2 separate regions of the Homo sapiens genome follow, and region 1 is linked to region 2. Evidence: chromatin contacts called from ENCODE Hi-C or POLR2A ChIA-PET data. All regions are on one chromosome and are shown on one strand. Each heading gives the region's core, a stretch centred on a gene start or an enhancer-like site at or near the end of the contact. The rest is flanking DNA. Distances are from core to core; before and after follow the strand shown. Region 1 holds the start of LINC03060 (long intergenic non-protein coding RNA 3060). Region 2 holds the start of BPGM (bisphosphoglycerate mutase).

Region 1 (4,961 bases), core at 2,024-4,523, 210 kb before region 2:
GTACTGTTTTCCATAGGGGTTGTACTAATTTACATTCCCAACGACAGAGTATAGTACGTTTTTTTGTATGAAACTTTTATTTCAATGTAAGTTTGTATTGGGTTGTGATACCCTCCTTCTTAGCGGAGATGCAACAAAGATGTTCTTAAAAGATGTGTCTTATAAAGCATATTTATTAACCCCTTTTTATATCGATGTAAACATCTCCCAGCCTGTAGCTTCCCTTTTTGTATTGAATTATTTTTCTTTTGCACTATTTTAATTTTTCATGTGGTCAGGCCCAACAATCTTTTGTAATTTCTTATTTCAGTTGTAAACAGAAATTCATCTTGTTTCTACAGAGGTGATAAATGATCTATCCTATTTTTTGTCAACTCAATTCTAACTGAAGCATTCTCTGGACACTCGGAACTTCTAAAAATTCACGTTGGCTCAGCAAAATGCAAATGAAGAGCTCTGGTGCAAATGCTATTATGGAGTGGGTAAATTGAGAATGTGTGATAATCACGAGATCACATGTCCCCATTCTCACTTCCAGTTGTCAGTTTATGCTGCCTCAGCAAAACGAGTTCTGGGGCAAATGCTGTATAAGCAAATGTTATAATTATTACCCAAAGATAGCTACCAAATGATGAAAAATATTGAAGAAGAAGTCAAGTTGAAAACGCCAGAACGCATGGAAGAACTCAGAATAAGACAAGAGAGATGGGTTTGGAGACAAAACTGTCAGAATAGAGATGAGTAAAAGGATAGTAATAATCGTTCCTGATTATTGTGTATTTGCCCAGCTCATTTACTCCTCACCACCGTTATTTCCATTTTGCATTTTGCATTCCATTAGCATTATCTCCATTTTACAGATGTGAAAACTGCAGTGCAAAAAGCTATGCGACTTAGTCAAGGTCATCCAGCTTAAATAGGTGCCTGGAATTGGAACTGCAAACCCGATTCTTAATCACTGGCCCATGCTGCCTCTGACGTGGGAGCTAGAGGTTGTAGCTAAAAGAAAAAGGCTAATATCTGGAGACAGCATCACTTACAACTCAAGAGTTATAAAGGGATATTGCAACTGTTCTATGGAAACTTTCCAGATTTCTCCCCCCCTTCTGGAGAATTTATTTCAAATACCTGGATCTAGACATCTAGAATAAAAGCAGTTTCTGCCATGTACAGTGCTGGAGATAAGGGCTGATGTTTTGTATTTCAGCTGTGATTTTCCTGGATTCCAGTCGGATCATGAAATTTCCTAACAAAGACACACGAGAGACAGTGGGTCAGAGCACACAGTTAGCAGCCAGTGTGCTTGGATTTGCTACCAGCTCAGCCTCTTTCTAGCTGTGTGATTGGGGCACGTTTTCCTCATTTTTAAAGTGAGGACAATAATAGAACCAACCTCAGAGGGCTGTTGTAAGACAATGTCTGTCCATAGCAAGTGATACACTAGTATTCGTTATTTTATTATATGCTATAATTATTTCATTTGAAGCTGATATATTTCATATTAGTTATTTTTTTCTGGTTGGATTTTAGGAGACAATCTAGTTTTATCAGTAGCATATTTACAGATAGGGTGTTTCTATGTTGATTCTTGTAAATTACATTGGCATTTTCTTATCTAATTCTTCAGTTTCCAGAATACCTGATATTTGAGAGGGGTGGCCATATGTTCCAGTTTACTCTTGTTATGCTAGTATCACTCTATCTATACTCAAATGTCCCTGTTTGGAAGAGAAATCCTGTGGTCCTCCTATTTGGAGAAGTGCAACCCTCTTACAGGGGGTCACTGTTACATTATATGGGCTGGGTCAGGAGGTGCAAAGCTGGCATAAAATCAAGGATAGTGTGTTTTCTTTTCATCATTTTTCATGCCAGGATCCCCTTGGCAAGCTGCGGAAGCTTTTGGAGCCCTTCTAAGAAAAATGTTTTTAAGTACATAAAATTAAACACACAAGATTACCAAGGAATTCTTTAGTTTTGAAAGACTGCTATCACAATATTTTTAAAAACCAAATTTGTAATATGATAATATATAGGCTTTTTATTAACGACTAAATAACAGGTCTAGTGACAGGTTTAATAACTCTGGTAATTTCAAAGTAGTGATGCACATAGATGACATCGTGAGATATTCCTAGTAACAGTAATGGGATATAGCAAGAGCTGTGACTTTCTATTTGTGACAAAGTTACAGGCCCCACTTCTGTTCTCTATATTCACGATAGAATGTAATATTTTCCATGTCCATGTTCACAGACCTCTCGGATTCAATCCAGACCTCTTGTGGGTGCCAGTTTAAGAACTGCTGCATGGGCCATGCACGGTGGCTCACACCTGTAATCCCAGCACTTTGGGAGGCCAAGGCGGGCAGATGGCTTGAGGTCAGGAGTTCAAGACCAGCCTGGCCAACATGGCGAAACCCCATCTCTACTAAAAATACAAAAATTAGCCGGGTGTGGTGGCAGGTGCCTATAATCCCAGCTACTCAGAAGGCTGAGGCAAGAGAATCGCTTGAACCTGGGAAGCGGAGGTGGCAGTGAGCCGATATAGCGCCACTGCACTCCAGGCTGGGCGACAGAGTGAGACTCTATCTCAAAAAATAAATAAATAAGAAAAGAACTGCTGCACAAGAGTGAATGTTTGAAGCAAGCAGGAGGGAGGCGAATTGCCCAAAGATCAGGAAGAAAAGAAAGAGGCTGGGATGGTCATAGATCTGCCGAGGAGCACAAGAAGTGAAGAGGAAAAATGACACGGAAGATGCCAGAATGTGGACTGATGGAAGTAAAAGGGCAGGAATGGTCTGACAGATGTCTCTGTTGACAGAGGATACCCCACCCAGAATACAGCCCGTCAGAAACGGGAATGTTCACAGTGGCCCAGAGCGCGGACTTTGAAGCCTGACACACCTAGGCGTGAACCCCCGCCCTGCTGCGTTTATCAGCACGTATTTTGCACAAGTCATTTAACTGCTGTGTCTTAGTTTGTCTTCTGTTTAGTGGGGATAATAATACATCCCTTACAAAATTGCTTTGAGCAGCAGTCTCCAACATTTTTGGCACCGGGAACTGGTTTTGTGGAAAACAATTTTTCCACAGACCTGGCGGTGGGGAGGTGGTTTCGGGATATTATTATTACATTTTAATACATAATGAGATAATTATACAACTCACCATAATGTAGAATCAGTGGGAGCCCTGAGCTTGTTTTCCTGCAACTAGACGGTCCCATCTGGGAGTGATGGGAGACAGTGATAGGTCATCAGGCGTTAGATTCTCATAAGGAGCGCGCAGCCTAGATCCCTCGCATGCGCAGTTCACAGTAGGGTTCATGCTCCTATGAGACGCTAATGCCGCTGCTGACCCGACAGGAAGCGGAGCTCAGGCGGTAATGCGAGAGGGGAGTGGCTGTAAAAACAGATGAAGCTCTGCTCGCTCGCCCATCGCACGCCTCCTGCTGTGCGGCCCCGTTCCTAACAGGCCATGGACTGGTACCGGTCTGTGGCCCCGGGAGTTGGGGACCCCTGGCTTTGAGGATTAAATGAGACAGTGTATGTAAAGGGCTTTTTACTGCACCTATTGGATTGTACCACTTCCATCAATAGCTCTGGCAACAGTATCATTGTCGTCGCTGTTACTAGGAAGGTCCACTTCCCAGCAGTAAGCAGGGCCTCCCACCAGGGATTACCAAAAATCATTGTTGACCATTTGTGGCCAGAAGGGGGAAGCATACACCACACTATAAGCTCAGGAGGCTAAGGACGGGGAGTGGCGAGTGTGGATGGGGACTTCCTTTTGCTCACACAGGCTGAACTCGATGACCGAGGCTTCCTTCGCCCCCTTTGCTTGGCCATGGTGCTCGGAAGCCTACCGGTCCTTGCTGTAGGACCAAGCGCACCCAGACTGCCTAGGCACTGTCAGGGATGTTCTGGTGAGGAAGGCAGGCCAGGGACCCGGCAGAGACCAGCTGGTGTATATCCCATTCTAGCCAAGCAGCATTTGAATCACATACATCGAGAGGGCAGGTGCTGGGGTCAGGGAAGAATTCTACCACACAGTAGTTGGAGCTACGTACTTCCTTCAACTCTTCATGTTATCTAACTTTTCACCTGCTTTCTTTTTGGTAGGAATATCATCTGCCCTCCACACAGTCCCAGGAACGAACAGGCTTTACACATGCTGTGCCCAACTTAGAAACATCTAACCTAGAATGGCCTGTTCTGTCCTCCCTCACCCCACCATGAAGAAATTATTGCCCAGCCTGGGCCACATTGTGAGACTCTACATTAAGAAAAAAAAAAGCCAGGTATGGTTGTGCACACTTGTAGTCCCAGCTACTTGGGAAGCTTACTGGGAGGATTGCTTGAGCTGGGGAAGTTGAGGCTGCAGTGAGCCATGATCGCATCACTGCACTCAAGTCTGGGTGACAGAGCAAGACCCTGTCTCAAAAAAAAAAAAAAAAAAAAAAGAGGAAGAAGAAGAAGAAATTATTGCCGTATTTCTCCCTGTACAGAAAATTATGCAAAGTTTTTCACCTAGAGCTACCCATACACACATAGAAAGAAATCTCCTCTACTTTCGTGGCAGAAAAATAACAAGTTGTAAGGACCAAGATCTTATCGTACTATCCTTTTGCAACCCTTCTGCAGGGACATCCAAGAAATAAGATGCAACTAAATAGGATGGTAGGAACATCGTACATGAAACATCATATATAAAGCTGTTTCTAAGGGAAAATGCTACCCTCTTCCAAGAAGCTACCCCATGACTAATTTGCAAATCTGCACCTTGGGGAATAGAACAACTTCATTGATTTATTTATTTTTGAGACAAAGTCTTGTCTCCCAGGCTGGAGTGCAATGGTGCAATCTTGGCTCACGGCAATCTCCGCCTTCCGAGTTCAAGCAATTCTCCTGCCTCAGCCTCCCGAGTGGCTGGGATTACAAGTGCCCACCACCACTCCTGGCT
Region 2 (4,830 bases), core at 1,196-3,695:
AATAGTGGTTTATTCAGGTCACAAGGAAGACAATTTTCAACTAAAACTCAAAGTATCACATGGGTTAATACTGACTTTTTGATATACACCTGTAACAGAAAGGAAGACAAAGAGACAACATAGCTATAATAATTTATTGCTTTTCATTTCTTGTTTGGATAAAAGTGAGACTACATCAAAAGCTGTTTGATGACACTGAATTATTTTCATAGTATCTATATCACTTGCTGTATCAGAACTGAAGTCCTCATGACTGGTCTTCAATGGAAGTGAATCCTAAAATTAATCTTAATTTAAAAAATACATTGCTTTTGGGGTGAGGAGGAGAAGGCAGCAGGAAGAGGAAGCATCTTCCCAGAATTATATGAATTAGCAACCTTGGGTCCTAGCCCAGGATTTGTCCCCAACCAAGTAATTCTGAGCACATCACTTAAGCTTCAGTTTCTTTATCTGTACAACAAGGAGCTAGAGTTTAATTTCCAAAGCCCTGTCAAGTACTAAGTTTGTACAAGTCTAATATTCTTTGGAGTTCATCTTTGCCTTAAATGGATTTATGATCATCTTTGTGAACCACGACCTCGTTATTTAAAAATTCATAAGAGAGACAGCTCATCGAATAGACCAGGACACAGGGTTCAGGATATGATACTGTAACATAATTAAGTATGGAGAACAATCTTGCCATAGGGCAAAAGTAACTCCTGAAATTCTGTTAGCCTCTGTGCACATTTGTCTTACAAACATGCTTGCTCCTGATGAAAATCTGCTTTTTAATTCCTTCTAGACAGAATCACTGATATAAGCTTCCATCTTATATCAAAATGACTCATTCATAAGCCACATACTCTTGCGAATGATTCTAAAAGGCAAGTGATGTTTGATATTAAGGTTTTATGTGACAAGCTAGCATTCCATGGGTGTCCATAACAACAGTAAACTTAAATCCAATGAGTAGGCGCCCTTAAGTCCAGACTAAGTAGCCCTAAATGCCAAATGCCACAAGACTGTCACTTGGTAATGACTGTCATTAGCCTCCGGAGTATGGATGGTGGGCACTCTGAATAGGAGCTTTATTACACTGTAGAAGAAAAGCTTTCTCCTTACTTTGTCCTCAACTGATATTGAGAAAAAAGCAAGAGGGCAAATGTATAAGATTTGGAAGCTGCCCCTTCCAGCTGTTCTGGCCTGAACTCTAGTTAATCTTGTGCAAGTTAAATTCTAACTATCACTAGGTGAGACCTATCACCTGCTGGGACCTGTCAAGCCTCGGATTAGTGCCGTCCCGGAAGTAAAGTTCTGTTGATATCCCAGGAGGAACTGTCATGCTCTAACATGGATAAATGAGATACAGAACTGGCTACGATTAGGTCTTAATGAGTTCAATAAAGAGTGTGTCACAGAATTTCAAATGTGGAAAGATTATCTTTTCAACTGTATGTATAATTTATTCTGAGGACTTGCTTGCGTGTCACAAACCTAATGCATTTGTTAGGAGGATGAAACAGGAAAAACTCACAGGAGGACACGAAACACTACTTAGGATAGCTTCTAAGAAGGGAATCTCCCATAACATTCCTTATCTTTCCCGCCCACCCAAGAGTTCTGACACATATGCTTCAAAACCTCGTGTGGTAGTTCAAGCCTGCTTAGAAGCTTTTAAGGCCTCGTGCCAGGTTTCCGGTGTTTTCATAGATTTCTCTTGTTCAGTTATTGTCGCCTCCAAATTTGTCATTCTCTCATTCCACTCTAGCCTCCCTTCCTCTGTGCAATAAGCTTTTAGGGCATTCCATTAATCACTTTTCTTCCCCACCTAAAATACTGTCAGCAAACTGCCTAGGGGAATCCCTATAAAAGCGGTAAGAGAAAGTAAGGTTGCGTTACTGCCTATAAATTGGGCACTTTAAAGGCATTTGTTTTAATCACGACTTAAGACTTTCAACCACGAGTAATTTGTGCGAAAGGAGCTTCTTCTGGGAGGATACCTCGGCTTCGTCTTCAGGTTTCAATCCCTAAATTTCCCATAAGTAAAAGAAACATCACCTCCTCTCTTCCAAGAGTCCGCTGACACCTGTCTTCACCCGCAGGTGTTTCTTTTAAGACGTTAAACGCTTTCTAGAACCTCAAACAGCTAAGATGCTCCCCGCACCCGAGGTTTTGCACCAGCGACGCTCTAGGGTGTGTTTTTCTACTTCCCTAGGCCCAAGCCTGCCCGCTGGCGTCGAAGCCAACTCCTTACTGGTTCAGGTATGTGCTCGTCTCTAGAGTAAACCAATCAGAGCCCCACTTCTTACTCCTGGGATTTGGTAAACGGAAGAGACCTCTCCTGTTCCGGGAGTAGGCCGGGACCGTGGATGAGTGACAGTTCGACTTTCCAATAGGCAGAGCCCTAGGACCTGCCCACGTCTGGTTCAGGGGCTAGAAAAGAGCGTCGATGCCGGCGGCAGTGATGAGTCCTAGGAGGCGCTGGCTCTTTGGCGGCTCGGAGGAGCGGCTGCTGCTGCTGCTGCTGCTGCTGGTGGCCCCTTTGCAGGTGAGTGGCTTTGTTTTAGAAAATGTTGCGAACGTTTACATTTTTTAGTGATGTGATGTTTTATTTTTGGGTGCGGGGAAGGCCAGTTTCTTTACTTCCCCCGGTTTAGTCGTTGGTGGGAGTCTGGTGCCCACTCCAGCCCTCAAGCTGGGACCCTCACTTATCGCCCCGGTCCCTTTCCCTTGTCCCTATCTCAGAATGAGCCTCGCAGGCAGTCACCGTTCTGTCAACTGAGAGGAGGAGCCCGCTTTGGTAGTGCTGTCCTTATGGCAAGAATATATAGAAGTTGGAGGGAAGATAAACTCTCTTCTGGATGTCTGAGGTACTGTGTAGCAGAGCCCTTCCAATAGTAAGATCCCCTGGAAGGAAGCAGGGCGATGCCGCTGTATTTAGGGTTCTGGCAGACCTGGCCCTATCTATCATTTTGTGTAGTAGACAGAAAAACTCGAATGCGGTGAAAAGAGAAGGAGGTGAATATATGCAGTGTTTTCATGTAGGAATCTGGAGCCAAATCACAAGTTCTTAGAACCACTAGAAATAAAAACGTAAGTGTATTTTCCTCTTTTCTAAGGGACGAGCTGGTATTACACTAGAGAAGGTCAATGAAATGCATAATTGCAGTTAAGTTCACAGTTAAGCTTTAAAGAATAGTTGGTTGTTAGCTAACTTATAACTCTCATCCCCCTACTGCCTCCCTTGCAAATTACGGAAGATCTTTAGCTTGTGAGTGGTACTAGAATGTTAGCTGACTAAATGCAGACTCTTTCCAAGAAGGGGAAAAATCAAAAGCTAAGTTTCACCTGTAGGTACTAAAGGTTTTTTAATAGTGAAAGCAGAACTCATGTCAATTTGTCTTTTATTTTTTATTTTTTTTGAAACGGAGTCTCGCTCTGTCGCCCAGGCTGGAGCGACTGCAGTGGCTCGATCTCGGTTCACTGCAACCTCCGCCTACCGGGTTCAAGTGATTCTCCTGCCTCAGCCTCCCAAGTAGCTGGGATTACAAGCATAGGCCACCACGCCTGGCTGATTTTTGTATTTTTAGTAGAGACGGGGTTTCACCATGTTGGCCAGGGTGGTCTTGAACTCCTGACCTCAGGTGATCTGCCTGCCTCGGCCTCCCAAAGTGCTGGGATTACAGGCGTGAGCCACCGTGCCTGGCCTTGTCTTTTTTCTTTCTTTCTTTCTTTTGTTTTGGTTTTTTTTTTGTTTTGTTTTCAGACGGAGTTTCGCTTCTGTTGCCCAGGCTGGAGTGCAATGGCGCGATATTGGCTCACCGCAACCTCCGCCTCCTGGATTCAATCGATTCTCCTGCCTCAGCCTCCCGAGTAGCTGGGATTACAGGCATGCGCCCCCACGCCCAGCTAATTTTGTGTTTTTAGTAGAGACAGGATTTCACCATGTTGGCCAGGCTGGTCTCGAATTCCTGACCTCAGGTGATCTGCCTGCCTCGGCCTCCCAAAGTGCTGGGATTACAGGTGTGAGCTACCGCGCCCGGCCTTCTTTTTTTTTGAACTGCCTCCCGTGAGTCCAGGGAATAGCTCTTTCTTAGCCATCTTTGTATTCCAGTAGCACCTCATACACCGCAGATGCTCCCCAGTTGGTGGTGGACTTCAGAGAAGCATAATTCAAACAGTGTCATAGTGGAAGGAGCTCTGAGTTAGAAATCAAGAACATTGGCTTTAGTCCTGAAACTGTTACTATTTGTGTGATCTTAAACAAATCATTTCAACTGTGACTCTTAATTTTTGCATTTTTTTTTTGAGACAGGGTCTCGCTCTGTTGCCCAGGCTGGAGGGCAGTGGCGCAATCTCTGCTCACTGCAACCTCCACCTCTGCCTCCTGGGCTCAAGCGATCCTACCATCTCGATTTTTGCATCTTTAGAAAGCAGATGTTGCATTAAATTATATCTGAGATATAAACTCTGTATTTAAAGTCTGTTTTAAAGTAAAAATTATTAGTATACAAGCAGAATCTCATTGCAGTAAATTCTGTACCATCTATTAGCAAGTAAAAGTTCCCAGCTTCAAGGATATATTCTTGTTTTTTAATTTTTAATTTTTGTGGGTACCTAGTAGGTGTATATATTTATGGGTTACATGAGATATTTTGACATAGGCATGCAATGCATAATCACATCAGAGTACATAGGGTAGCTGTCACCAAAAGCATTTATCCTTTATGTTTCAAACAATCCAATTGTACTCTTTTAGTTATTTGAAAATTTACAATTAAATTGTTTTTTTTTTTACTATAGTCACCCTGTTGTGCTAGCAAATACTAGGTCTTATTGATCTTCCTA

What was found. A loop is a pair of places that touch in the nucleus more often than their neighbours do. ChIA-PET counts read pairs that join two places held with the same protein, here RNA polymerase II (POLR2A). Pooled maps may share reads with other maps.
Region 1: a map of B cell shows a loop between it and region 2 (15-fold over the local background). The contact joins the promoter of LINC03060 here to the promoter of BPGM in region 2. A Hi-C loop is called at or near these places in 3 of 168 maps with a recorded cell type or tissue (B cell, naive thymus-derived CD4-positive, alpha-beta T cell and natural killer cell), 3 of 37 single-sample maps with no recorded cell type and 14 of 50 pooled maps. POLR2A ChIA-PET finds 5 or more read pairs at or near these places in 11 of 52 experiments (A549, GM10248, HEK293T and 7 more).

The regions. Positions count from the first base shown.
Region 1 is chr7:134,429,147-134,434,107 of GRCh38, forward strand. It overlaps LINC03060 (long intergenic non-protein coding RNA 3060), which reads right to left and starts at 3,274. Exons shown (of 3, transcript NR_183392.1): 1 at 3,168-3,274.
Region 2 is chr7:134,644,408-134,649,237 of GRCh38, forward strand. BPGM (bisphosphoglycerate mutase) reads left to right here and starts at 2,446. Exons shown (of 3, transcript NM_001724.5): 1 at 2,446-2,530. The region is part of intron 1 of LOC124901750 (a long non-coding RNA gene); the gene reads right to left. RefSeq lists enhancers at 2,423-2,572, 2,673-2,782.